Regions from separate parts of the Homo sapiens genome. Here region 1 is linked to region 2. A link is an interaction called in ENCODE POLR2A ChIA-PET data of the cell type or tissue named here. Cell type or tissue: K562. All regions are shown on one strand. Links, peaks and the distances in the headings refer to the core of each region. The heading gives the core; the rest is flanking DNA. Region 1 has its middle 75 kb from the start of LINC03055. Region 2 overlaps RREB1 (ras responsive element binding protein 1).

Evidence for each region. ChIA-PET counts read pairs that join two places held together with the same protein. Peaks named below come from ENCODE experiments on the same cell type or tissue, not always from the same donor. Only the 100,000 strongest peaks of a DNase experiment are listed, where the experiment ranks them.
Region 1: POLR2A ChIA-PET joins it to region 2 with 5 read pairs; 3 of 35 experiments call an interaction of 5 or more read pairs at or near these places.

What each region holds. Positions count from the first base shown.
Region 1 is chr6:6,958,252-6,963,626 of GRCh38, forward strand. No RefSeq gene overlaps it. Among named protein-coding and RNA genes, the nearest start is that of LINC03055, 75 kb to the left of the region's middle. In K562, for the core only: no CTCF peak of the experiment used is centred there; no DNase peak of the experiment used is centred there.
Region 2 is chr6:7,169,692-7,175,066 of GRCh38, forward strand. The region is part of intron 1 of RREB1 (ras responsive element binding protein 1); the gene reads left to right. Among named protein-coding and RNA genes, the nearest start is that of RREB1, 64 kb to the left of the region's middle. RefSeq lists an enhancer at 1-278. In K562, for the core only: no CTCF peak of the experiment used is centred there; DNase peaks (open chromatin) are centred at 636, 3,144 and 4,270; H3K4me3 peaks cover 940 bases.

The DNA.
Region 1 (5,375 bases), core at 123-5,122, 210 kb before region 2:
CCTTTAGAAACCCGAACACTCTCACTGAAACAATGAGAAGGTCACTCTGATAGGCTAAAATGGAATTAAATGGTTGTGCTAATTTATATTTCTTAGACTACTAGTAAAACTAAACATGCTTTCAAGATAAATGACATGGAATTTGTCTTTAATTGACTCCTTTTTTGTCCCCTGCTCCAGAGCCATGTTGTTTTTTCTTTGATGTCTCTACTTTGTCCCTGTCTCTCCATCTCTGATGTCCTCCACCCAGTCCAGGCCCACATCACTGCTCCCTATTTTCCTGGCCTAAATTGTACCCCTGGCCCCAGTCCTCCAGCCTGCTCCGTGCACCTGCTTCTCCTGCTAAGACAGCCCTTCCATCAGATCACTCCCTCCTTCAGAAGCTCTGAGGCTCCTGATTGCTCAACAGACTGAGTCTTCTGCTAGCTTTCCAGGCTGTCCATAGAGGGGACTCTTCCTGCCTAACATCCAACCACCCCTTGTCTCAGCCCGGCCTCTTCCCATCCCTGCATCCCCACCCAACACTGCTCTCTCTTTAAGGCATCACACTTTGGAGCTCCTCTCTGCACCTTATCCTGGTTACAGGACAGGAAATCTACAACTTGTCCTCCTAATTTCAATGTAAGTTAGCCATTTGTGACCAAGAACCCAGAATCCTCTAGAAACATGTTAACTGCTGACAGCCTGTATCACAAAAGTAGCTTAAGCCCAGAATAGAGCTGAACCACAGTGCTGACAGTCCCTTCCCACATTCAGGGTTTGGGGAAGCATGATGCTTCCAGAAACAGCACATCACATCAAAGAGACCACAGCTCAGTAAAGTCCCTGCCCTGCCACCTACTTAGAAGGAATTTGGGAAGGTTATCTCACTCTCTAAACTTTATTTTCCTTGGTGTCCCAAGTTGGGGGTTCCAGGAGAAAGACACTGAGATGGAGTTTGGTTTGCAGGATATTTATTAGAAATCAACGTTTACAGAAAAGAGGTGGAAGAATCACAGCTGGGCAGAGGGACCAAGCCTCAGCCAACCCAATGGAAAACTCTGGGGCCTATGTGACAACCCTGAAATTGTCCCCTATTGGCCAGAATGGCCAAGGCTTTATCCCCTTGCCTGGATCAGTCATCGATGTAGACAGCCCAGGGTGTACACTGCATAGAAGAGGCCGACTGCTGGAGGCTCTGGGCTGCACACCTCCATACCCACTGCACTTGTTTATAGAAGGAGGTAATAATAACAGGACCTACCCTATGTTGTTGCAATGATGGCATAAATGAAACATTTAGCACATAGCATGTCTGGCACAGAACAGGAATTCAATAAATGCTTGCCGTTATTGTCATTGTCATCACAGGTCGAGTAGCAGCTGGAGGAAGAGTCCTCCCCTTCAGTAATTCACCGAGTGCATGCATTGAGCACTTATCATGTGTCAGGCACAGTTCAAGGATCAGGAGTGCTGCTCTGAGGTTACAGGTGTTCAGTAGGTGGCCATGACAGGCCTTGCCCAGAAAAGAAAACTTGAGCAAAGACTTGACGAGGCTAGAAACAGGAGACAGCCATGCAACCGCCCTAGAGAAGGAGCAAGCCTAGAACGTTCCAGGCCAGAGGGGCTGAACAAAGTGAGCCAGAGGGAATGGGGTGGGAGTAAAGGTCAGACAGGAAAGACTGCTTCTGGGGTGGAGGGGCAAGTGTCAAAATAAACCAAACTCAGATCTGATCAAGTCTCGCCATCAACTTAAAGGTACAGAAATACAGGGGCAGATCAACATGGTAATACAGAGCAACATGATAATACCTTGAGATTATCATCAGCACAAGTAAGGCTGTGGAAGACTCTACAGGAAAAGTGACCTAGTTTCTTCAAAAACAGCCAAAAACTGAAAAATTGCAAGAAAGAGGTAATGAAGAGGCTCCTATGGATTAAGACTTGAACAAATCAACCAATCCCACTATAAAAACCTTATTTGGATCCCAATTCCAACCAGCAAACTGTCTTACCACTATTCATCAGCATCTTATAACTGAGAAAATATAAACAATGGCTGGACTTTTAATAATAATAAAGAATTGCTACAAATTATTTTTAGGCATCATAATGAAATTGCTTTGTGGGCTTTTTTGAGCCCTTATCTTTGAGAGATAGGTACTGAAATCGTTATGGATAAAATGATAGGATGCCTGAAATTTGCTTCAGAAATAATCAAGGGGTGGGGGAAGGAGGTGGAACTGAGAGAAAGACTGTCCATATTTGGCAACTGTTGAAGCTGTGATGGGTACATAAAGATGTATTATGCTATTCCCTCTACTACACTGTTTTATGTACATTTGCAATTTCCCATAATAAAAGGTTGCAAATACACCTGCCAGTGATTCTGAAGCATTGCCTCAAACTCCTCCAGGACACTCCCTCCACAATTACTACGTTTGACTGGAATCCACCCATCCCCTACCTGGAATCTCTTGGACATCCTCAGACCCTCCAGTGATCACTGAATGGAATGCTGATTTTCTCCAGTGCTTAAAGCCAAAAGCAGGTTTTTCCAGGCCCACCTGACCTTCCACAGCTTGAGGGCATCCAGCCAACGTGCCTGACTGTGGTTGGTAAACAACCAGTGAGCTCACAATTTCTAAGGGCTAGAGAGACCCAAGAAAATCTCATGCACATATGCAACAAAAGACTGTTTATAAGAATGTTTATAGTTGCTATATTCCTAATTGCCAAAAATGGAAACAGCCAAATGTCTATCCACAACAGATGGGTAAATAAGGTATGGTATAATTATGTGATGGAATACTACACAGCCATGAAAAAGATCAAACTTCACATACATGCTGCTACAGAGATGAATTTCACAGACAAAATGTCGAGTGACAGAAGCCGGAGACAAAAGACTATATATTGTCTGATTCTATTCATACGAAGCCAAAATTGGTGTGTTAGGGGAAGGAAGGGCTACTTACCAGAAAGAGGCATGGGGGTTTCTGGGGATGCTGGAAATGTTTTATACCTTGCGGTTACTTGGAAAACATATATGTTAAATTTGGTCAACTATACACTTAAGATTTGTGTGCTCTACTGTGAGTTATATTTCAAACTTGTGGGGTTTTTTTTATTTAAGAAAAAAAATTTATTATTCCCATCACCATGAAATGGAGGCAAAAAATAAACGCAGGAAAGAAAAAAATTTTTCTAAGAGAGTCTTTTTTTAATTACTCTTTTTCTGAGACAGTATCTTGCTCTGTTGCCCAGGCTGGAGTGCAGCAGCTCAATCAGCTCACTGCAGCCTTGATTTCCCGGACTCAAGTGATCCTCCCACCTCAGCCTCCGGAGTAGCTGGGACCACAGACAGGCACCGCCGTGCACCGCTAATTTTTTTTTTTTTTTAATTTTGGTAGTGATGAGGTGTTGCCCAGCCTGGTCTCAAACTCCTGGGCTCAAGCGATCCTCCCACCTCCCAAAGTGCTGAGACTACAGGCGTGAGCCACCGCACCCTGTCATTCTAAGGGAGTCTTATGTGTTGGATAATCATATAATGTATTAGCCAAATTTGGAGAGTTCTAAGAGTAAAAACAAGTGCTATTAAGAAATACGTCAGGCTGGGCATGGTGGCTCATGCCTGCAATCTCAGCACTTTGGGATGCTGAGGTGGGAGGATTGCTTGGGCCCAGGAGTTCAAGACCAGCCTGGGCAACAAAGTAAGATCCCATCTCTTGAAAAAAAAATATTTTAAAAAAAAGTAGTATGTCAGAACAACAGGCCTAAGCCAGGCTGTGTGGCTACCCTGATTTAATTTATTGGATGTTGACTTCTGGGATCCCTTTCCTGCTTGCACCAGTACCTCTCAACCAGTCTACACAGTCCAATCTCCTCTGCAGCTTTTAAGAATCCCCTGCTTGGGAATATTGCTTTCCTTGGGAATTCTGGTTTACTTGGTGGAGAAGAGGGCCTGGTTGTCCCCCTTTTTTTTCTTATAACTCTCCAAGTAGTTCTAATGTACAGTCAGAGTAGACAACGTTGCCTCAGGCACAGGATAGTGGTAGTCCACCAAATGGCTCAGCGTGTCCCGGCAGCTGGCAAATTAAGAAATAATAATACTAAGGCTGTGTAGAGAAGATAAAGGGACAGTTTTCTTCTGTATGAGTTTCTATGTATTTGCGGGGAAACATGCCCTGTGCATGAACCTGTACTTCCATGTTCCTCTTGTATTTCAAAGTCTTGTGCCCAGTTCATGGATTCTTGTCTGTTGAGCTTTTAGCTCTGACACTTATGTTGGATGTTTTTAATTTTGGTTATTAAAATTATCTTAGTTATCCAAACAAGATGACCAACCATCCTGGCTTGCCTGGGACTGTCCTGCTTTTCACCTCAAAAGTCCCACATCCCAGGAAACCAGCGTCTCTGGCAAACGGAGATGGTTGGTCACTCGCAGTAAAACACATTATTCTGGAATAGTTCTAGTGGCCACATGATTTAAGGAAATTAGATTGTGGATCTGGAAACTGCTATGAATTCGGGAAAATCTCCAGCCCCAGCACTGCAGACCCAATTTAGATAATAACTCTCTTCCACTTTTCCAAATTCCTGTCCACTGTGTGTGGGAAGCTCAGCCTCAGGCCACACTGGCCAGTACAGCTGACAGGCCCAGGGACATTCCTGTCCTCTCCCATCTCACCTCCCTTCCTTCTGATATTGTGTGAGCACCAAGATAACTCATGCACTTCTACTTCCCACCCTGTGTGCAGCAGAGAAACATCGCCAGCGTCTCTCTGCCTGTAACAAGCCCACCTTTGCTTCCAGCTCTGAGAAAGCACGTTATCTGTGTGCTCAGCTCCTGAACCTGGGCACCCCTCTGCTTTGGTCTCTAACCTGACTTGAAGACGGCCTCTTCACCCCACCATTTCTGCTTTTTTTTTTTTTAATTCCTTTTACACACACACCACACAATTTTGTTTTAATTTGACCAATGAATTCACATCACATATTTTTTCCTCCCAAAGAAGGTTCACACTCAATCTTCTTTGCAAGCCAAATACTTTGCATATCTGAAAGCACATCCTTAGATCATGTGGAGTGTTTTTTTAAGTATTATAAAAAGGGATTTCTGGGCCGGGCACCGTGGCTCATGCCTGTAATCCCAGCACTTTGGGAGGTCAAGGCAGGCAGATCACCTGAGGTCGGGAGTTCAAGACCAGCCTGACCAACATGGAGAAACCCCATCTCTGCTAAAAATGCAAAATTAGTCGGGCGTGGTGGTGCATGCCTGTAATCCCAGCTACTCTGGAGGCTGAGGCAGGAGAATCGCTTGAACTCGGGAGGCAGAGGTTGTGGTAAGCCAAGATGACGTCATTGCACAGAGTGAAACTCCATCTCAAAAAAAA
Region 2 (5,375 bases), core at 244-5,243:
AGCTTCTTCATAGTCCTCATGTACTAGCAGGAAAGCTTATCACTGGGACTGTGCCCCATTTCCTTCCTTTAAAGAAGCACAGAGCCTTGCAGAGAGGTGCAGGAAGAAGAATGGGGTACCACAGGATGGTTTTATCTGGCATTGTCCAGAAAATCTCCCTAGCTCTCCCGTGGATCATGTTTTAAATACTCAATCTGACTGACGTAGATAAATTTGGTAGGCAGGGACCCTGTCTCCCCAGTCAATGTGTGCCTCCCTGCTGAAGTTATATTTAATGTAATAATTTAAATGTCCAAGTGATTTTTAAGAGAAGCTGCTTCCTGCATGGAACCTATTACTCTGCATTAAGCTGCTCCTTCCCCCACACTTTACAAAATATTGAAGTTTTCCTTTACCTAAGAACAACCGACATTGCTTTTGAAAAGGAGCATCAGTAGCTTGTGTTATTTCTAATAAAATGCTCCAGGTCAAGACCAGCGGGGTATTTGAAACCTAGTCAGAGTAAGGAGCAGACACCCTGGCCTGTGAGAATGACCTCTGATTTTCCTTCCTCCACCCTCTGGTCCCATTAAGAGATAAACTGTAGTAGATGGTGAGCAGTTTCCAAGGCTGTAAGAGGGAACCCCAGGGCTGCGTGTCTCCCCTTGAGGTCATCTCCCTAACTGTTCTCCCCGTCACCTGCCCCTTGTTGCTCACTCCTCACTGCCCAGGAGCAGCAGAGAGGTGAGGGAGGGTATCCGGGGCCACCAGGAATCCTGGCTGAAGGGCTCAGGTTTGGAGGTGATCCACAACCACCTCCAAGGAGCTTTTCGGGAAGTACCACAGGCTTGGCAACTGCTGTTTGCTGGAGAGAAGGCTTTTAGGATCCAGGGCTGCGTGAAGGCCCAGGCCATGTGGTTTTGCCAGCCATGCACTGCAGGCTGGCCTTGCCTGTCTGAAGCCTACCTCTGATGTGTGTTTGTTCCTGAGGAAGCCCTGCATAGATCCATTCCTCCCTGTCCCTCATTTATTATTATTTTTTATTGTGGTAGATAAAGCCAGAGTTAGAAATGGGGATCTTTGTCTCTGACCCAGGGCCTTGGTTTTTGCTCTGGAGGTGTATGATAAGCCAAGCAGCTTCTCCCAAATCCTCACTAAAGGAAGGTTTTCAGTGAGATCCTGAGCTTCTTCATGAGCTGGTTCTCAGGGCTGGATGGAAGCCTCCAGAGAGCTGTTAACTCAGAAACTCACACTGCTGTGCCAGCCCCCAGAGGGTTTCTGACTCGGTAGGTCTGGGGTGGGACTGAGAATTTGCATTTCTAATAAAGGGCTGGATGCTCATGCCCTTGGGGTTTGTTTGGTGGAGGGTCTGTAGTAGTTAATTTCTCCCTGCCTCGTGTTGGTGGATCTTCTCTGCAAGGTCAGCTCATCAGATAGGACTAGACTGTTCAGGATTCAGGCAGAGCCTCCTTTGCTTGGCTGCTTCTAGAACACAAGGGTATATAACGTGAAGTGCCCCATCACTTTGCAGAGCAAGCGTAGTGTTTCCAAACTCTTGCCCGCTGCAACGAACCTTTTAGACTGAGGTGGAAGTCCAGTTCTGCCTCCTGCCAGGGAGAGGAGGGCAGAGGTGAAGGGGGAGGAGAGCACTCCGCCTTCCTGCCTTGACGGGGACGGAAATGGAAAGCCAGGTGCAGAGCATCTGGAAGGGCAGCAGTGATGCAGAGCGAGATTATTAGAAGTCAGAGAACGTGACTAAGGGAGCACACCTGTGCTCTCCAGCCATGGGCCAGGAGTCGCACACTTTTCCAAAAGAAATTTAACAGAGTTCAGCAACTGGATTTATTACATTGCTCTACCACGCAGCAGCTCTAGGATCTTGGAGACAAGTGACTCAGTCCCTCTCAACCTTTGTCTTTATGGCTGTACACTGGGAACAATCCTCATGGTTGTTGTTTTGAGGATTAAATGAGACAGTGCATGTGGCACATGGTGCTCAAAAATGGTTAGCCATGATGAAGTGTGATGGGTGTGATGGCAACATTAGAGGTGAGTGTGTCCTGGAATTTGGAACCACGAGCCATGGGTCAGTGGGAGTCATGTGGAACATGGCCATGAGGGATGAGGTCAGGAGAGGGGTGCAGGCAGATATTCTGGGGCAAGGAACTGAGCAGAAAGGGTAACCAAGGGGACTGGTGTGCGACGGGGCCAGAAGGTGGACTGAGGCCAGAGCATGGAGACTCTTGAATGGCAGGTTAAAGAGCCTGACCATTAGTCTTTTTTTTTTTTTTTGGAGATAAAGTCTGGCCCTGTTGACCAGGCTTGAGTACAGTGACGTCATGCTAGCTCAGTGCAGCTTCGCACTCCTGGGCTCATGCAATCCTCCTGCCTCAGCCTCCCAAGTAGCTGGGACTGCAGGAGGGTGCTACCATACCTGCCTAATATTTAAATTTCTTATAGAGATGTGGTCTCACTTCGTTGCCCAGGCTGGTCTCAAACTCCTGGTCTTAAGTGATCTTCCCACTTGGCCTCCCAAAGTGGTGGGATTAGAGGCATGAGCCACTGTGCCTGGCTTGCTGTAGTCTTGAGAGGATGAGAGTATAGGAGTGTTCTGGAGCTCAGAAGATACCCAAAGAGGAGGCCGACATATATATCTTGGGTCCCAAGTTTGCTGCCCCCCTTCACCTCTGCACTTTTGTCTTGAATGTGGCCTGTACCAAGGGATGCATCCCCCCACCCCGGCTTCTTTTTTTTCTGTATCAGAGATGGGTTTTGCTGTGTTGCCCAGGCTGGTCTTGAACTCCTAACCTCAAGTGATCCTCCTGCCTCTCCGTCCCAAAGTGGTGGGATTATAGGCATGAGCCACCATGCCCAGCTCTCCCCAATCTCTTAGGAGTCCCTTCTCACCCAGGAAGAGAAGATCAGAGTTGGACGAAGCAGCTCACGGTGCCCCATGGTGTAGGGGCCTGCTCTAAGGCTCCTGTCTTACCAAAGCCTGTGCCAGCCACGGGTTGCCGGTGTGGGGGGGTGGGGGTGACTTTCTTGGGTTGCCGCCCTATCCAAGGCATAGCCTGGACCCTAAGCCAAGAAACACATCAACTTCCTGGAACTCAAAGCCGTCATCACAGCTGTCTCAGCCCTCAGAGCACATGTGAGGTGGTTAGAAGAGATAGTTTTGCCCCGAGCTTTGCAGGCAGAACAGGCATGGCCCTCGTGGAACATTTAGCCTGGTTTGATTCTGTCCCCAGCCTAGCCAAGACTCAGCCCATCCTTCAAGAGATGCCTTTGCTGTTTGTCAAGCTCCCTCCTGGCTCAGACCATTTTAGTGTCTGATCTCTTAACTAAAACTTGTAGCCTGTCGTGGGTTGGCCTGAACTGGTCAACTAGGCTCTTACATAGTATGGATCAGCCATCCCAAGTATTTGAGGGTGTTGTGGAGACTCTGCACTGTGCCCATCCTGGTCAAGTGTTGTAAAACCCACTGTTCTGTCGTCTGTGGGAACATTTTTTTCAGGGCCTCTACCATCATCCTAGGCATCTAAACTTATTCCACATTTCCTGGGGGCCTTAGGACAGAGTTTAGATTTCACTTCAAGAACCCTCAGGAGGCTGGGGCGGTTTGGATCACCTTAGGTCAGGAGTTCGAGACCACCCTGGCAAACATGGCGAAACCCCGTCTCTACTAAAAATACAGAAACTAGCCAGGCGTGGTGGTGCACGGCTGAGGTAGGAGAATCACTTGAACCCAGGAGGCGGAGATTGCAGTGAGCCAAGATCGCGTCACTGCACTCCAGCCTGGGCGACAGAATGAGACTCTGTCTCAAAAACATGAAGAAAAAAAAAAAAAAGAACTCTCAGGTTTTTGCCTATAATCCCAGCACTTTGGGAGGCTGAGGCGGGTAGATCACTTGAGGCCAGGAGTTCAAGACCCACCTGGGCAACATGGCAAAACCCTAAAAACCCAATTTTAGTCTCAACTAAAAATGCAAAAATTAAAGTTAGCCGGGTGTGGTGGCACACACGCCTGTAATCCCAGCTACCCGGGAGGCTTGAGGCACAAGAATCGCCTGAACCAGGGAGGCAGAGGTTACAGGCTTTCAGCCTTGGCGACAGAAAAAAAAAAAGGGAAAGAAAGAAAAAAAAGGAAAGAAACCCTCGGGTTTTTCAGAAGCTGGGATGCAGCCCTTATCTTTCATCTCTTCATTGCTGTCTCCTTAGACCTGGAGACCTGCCCCTTAATCTTCTGTTTCTGGCTTTACATAGCATTGTCCCGTATCTCCCCCGGGGCTTGGGGGCTGGCCTTTCCCTCCTCCCACAGAGGGACTTCCGCCCTCTCTTAGTCCTCCTGCCTCCGTTGACTTTGCGTAAATCTTGTGGGAGTGCAAATCCAGAAATTCAGCAGCCTCCACCAACAACCAGACCCAGGCTTTCTGTCACACTTCACCTACAGGAGTCATCTTTAGGGTGCTACTAGTCTTTCCTTTTTTTTTTTTTTTTTCTGAAGCATTGTTGATGGAGGTAAGGGGTGTCTTAGAGTTTCTTCTAATAACTCTTTTGTACTTTTCCGCTCTTCAAGCTCTGTGACTCCCTCAGGCCTAATAGAACCCAAAACAAACAGCCTCGTGAACTCTGGCTTTATATTGCAAGACATTCTCAATATTCAAATCATTTACACCCAAGGGCAAGAGGATGGAAGTTTCAAGGTCAAGTCTCTCAGCCTAGCCCTCTTTCTCTAAAACCATCCTCTCCTTGCTGTCCTGTGTGCTTCCAGGACGCTACCCGGTGGACCTTTTTTTAAGGTGTCTTTTTAAAATGAAGGGAAATAAAATAAAATGAAATGAAGGGGAGGCAGCAGATCTAAATTTTAATGGAAGTCTTAGCTACATGCTAGAAAATCTTAATTCTAGACACTTGTTTAGACTCTGAAGTGTGTTTATTTATTGTATTTATTTATTTTTTTGAGACAGACTCTCTGTCGTCCAGGCTGGAGTGCAGAGGCACAATCTCAGCTCACTGCAACCTCCGCCTTCCGGGTTCAAGTGATTCTCCTGCCTCAGTCTCCCAGGTAGCTGGGATTACAGGTGTGCACCATGATGTTCAGCTAATTTTTGTATTTTTAGTAGAGATGGGGTTTTGCCATGTTGGCCAGGCTGGTCACAAACTCCTGACCTCAGGTGATCCACCTGCCTCAGTGTCCCTAAGTGCTGGGATTATAGATGTGAGCCACCGCGCCTGGCCTATTTATTTATTTATTTATTTTAATTTTTGTTATATCTTTTTATTTTGAAGTGTGTTTTTATTAATTATGAGTAAAACTATGGTTCATGCTATTTATTTGGAGATCTTGGCAGTTTCTAGAAAAAAACCAAAGGGCTATTCCTCTTCAGGCTTTGTTC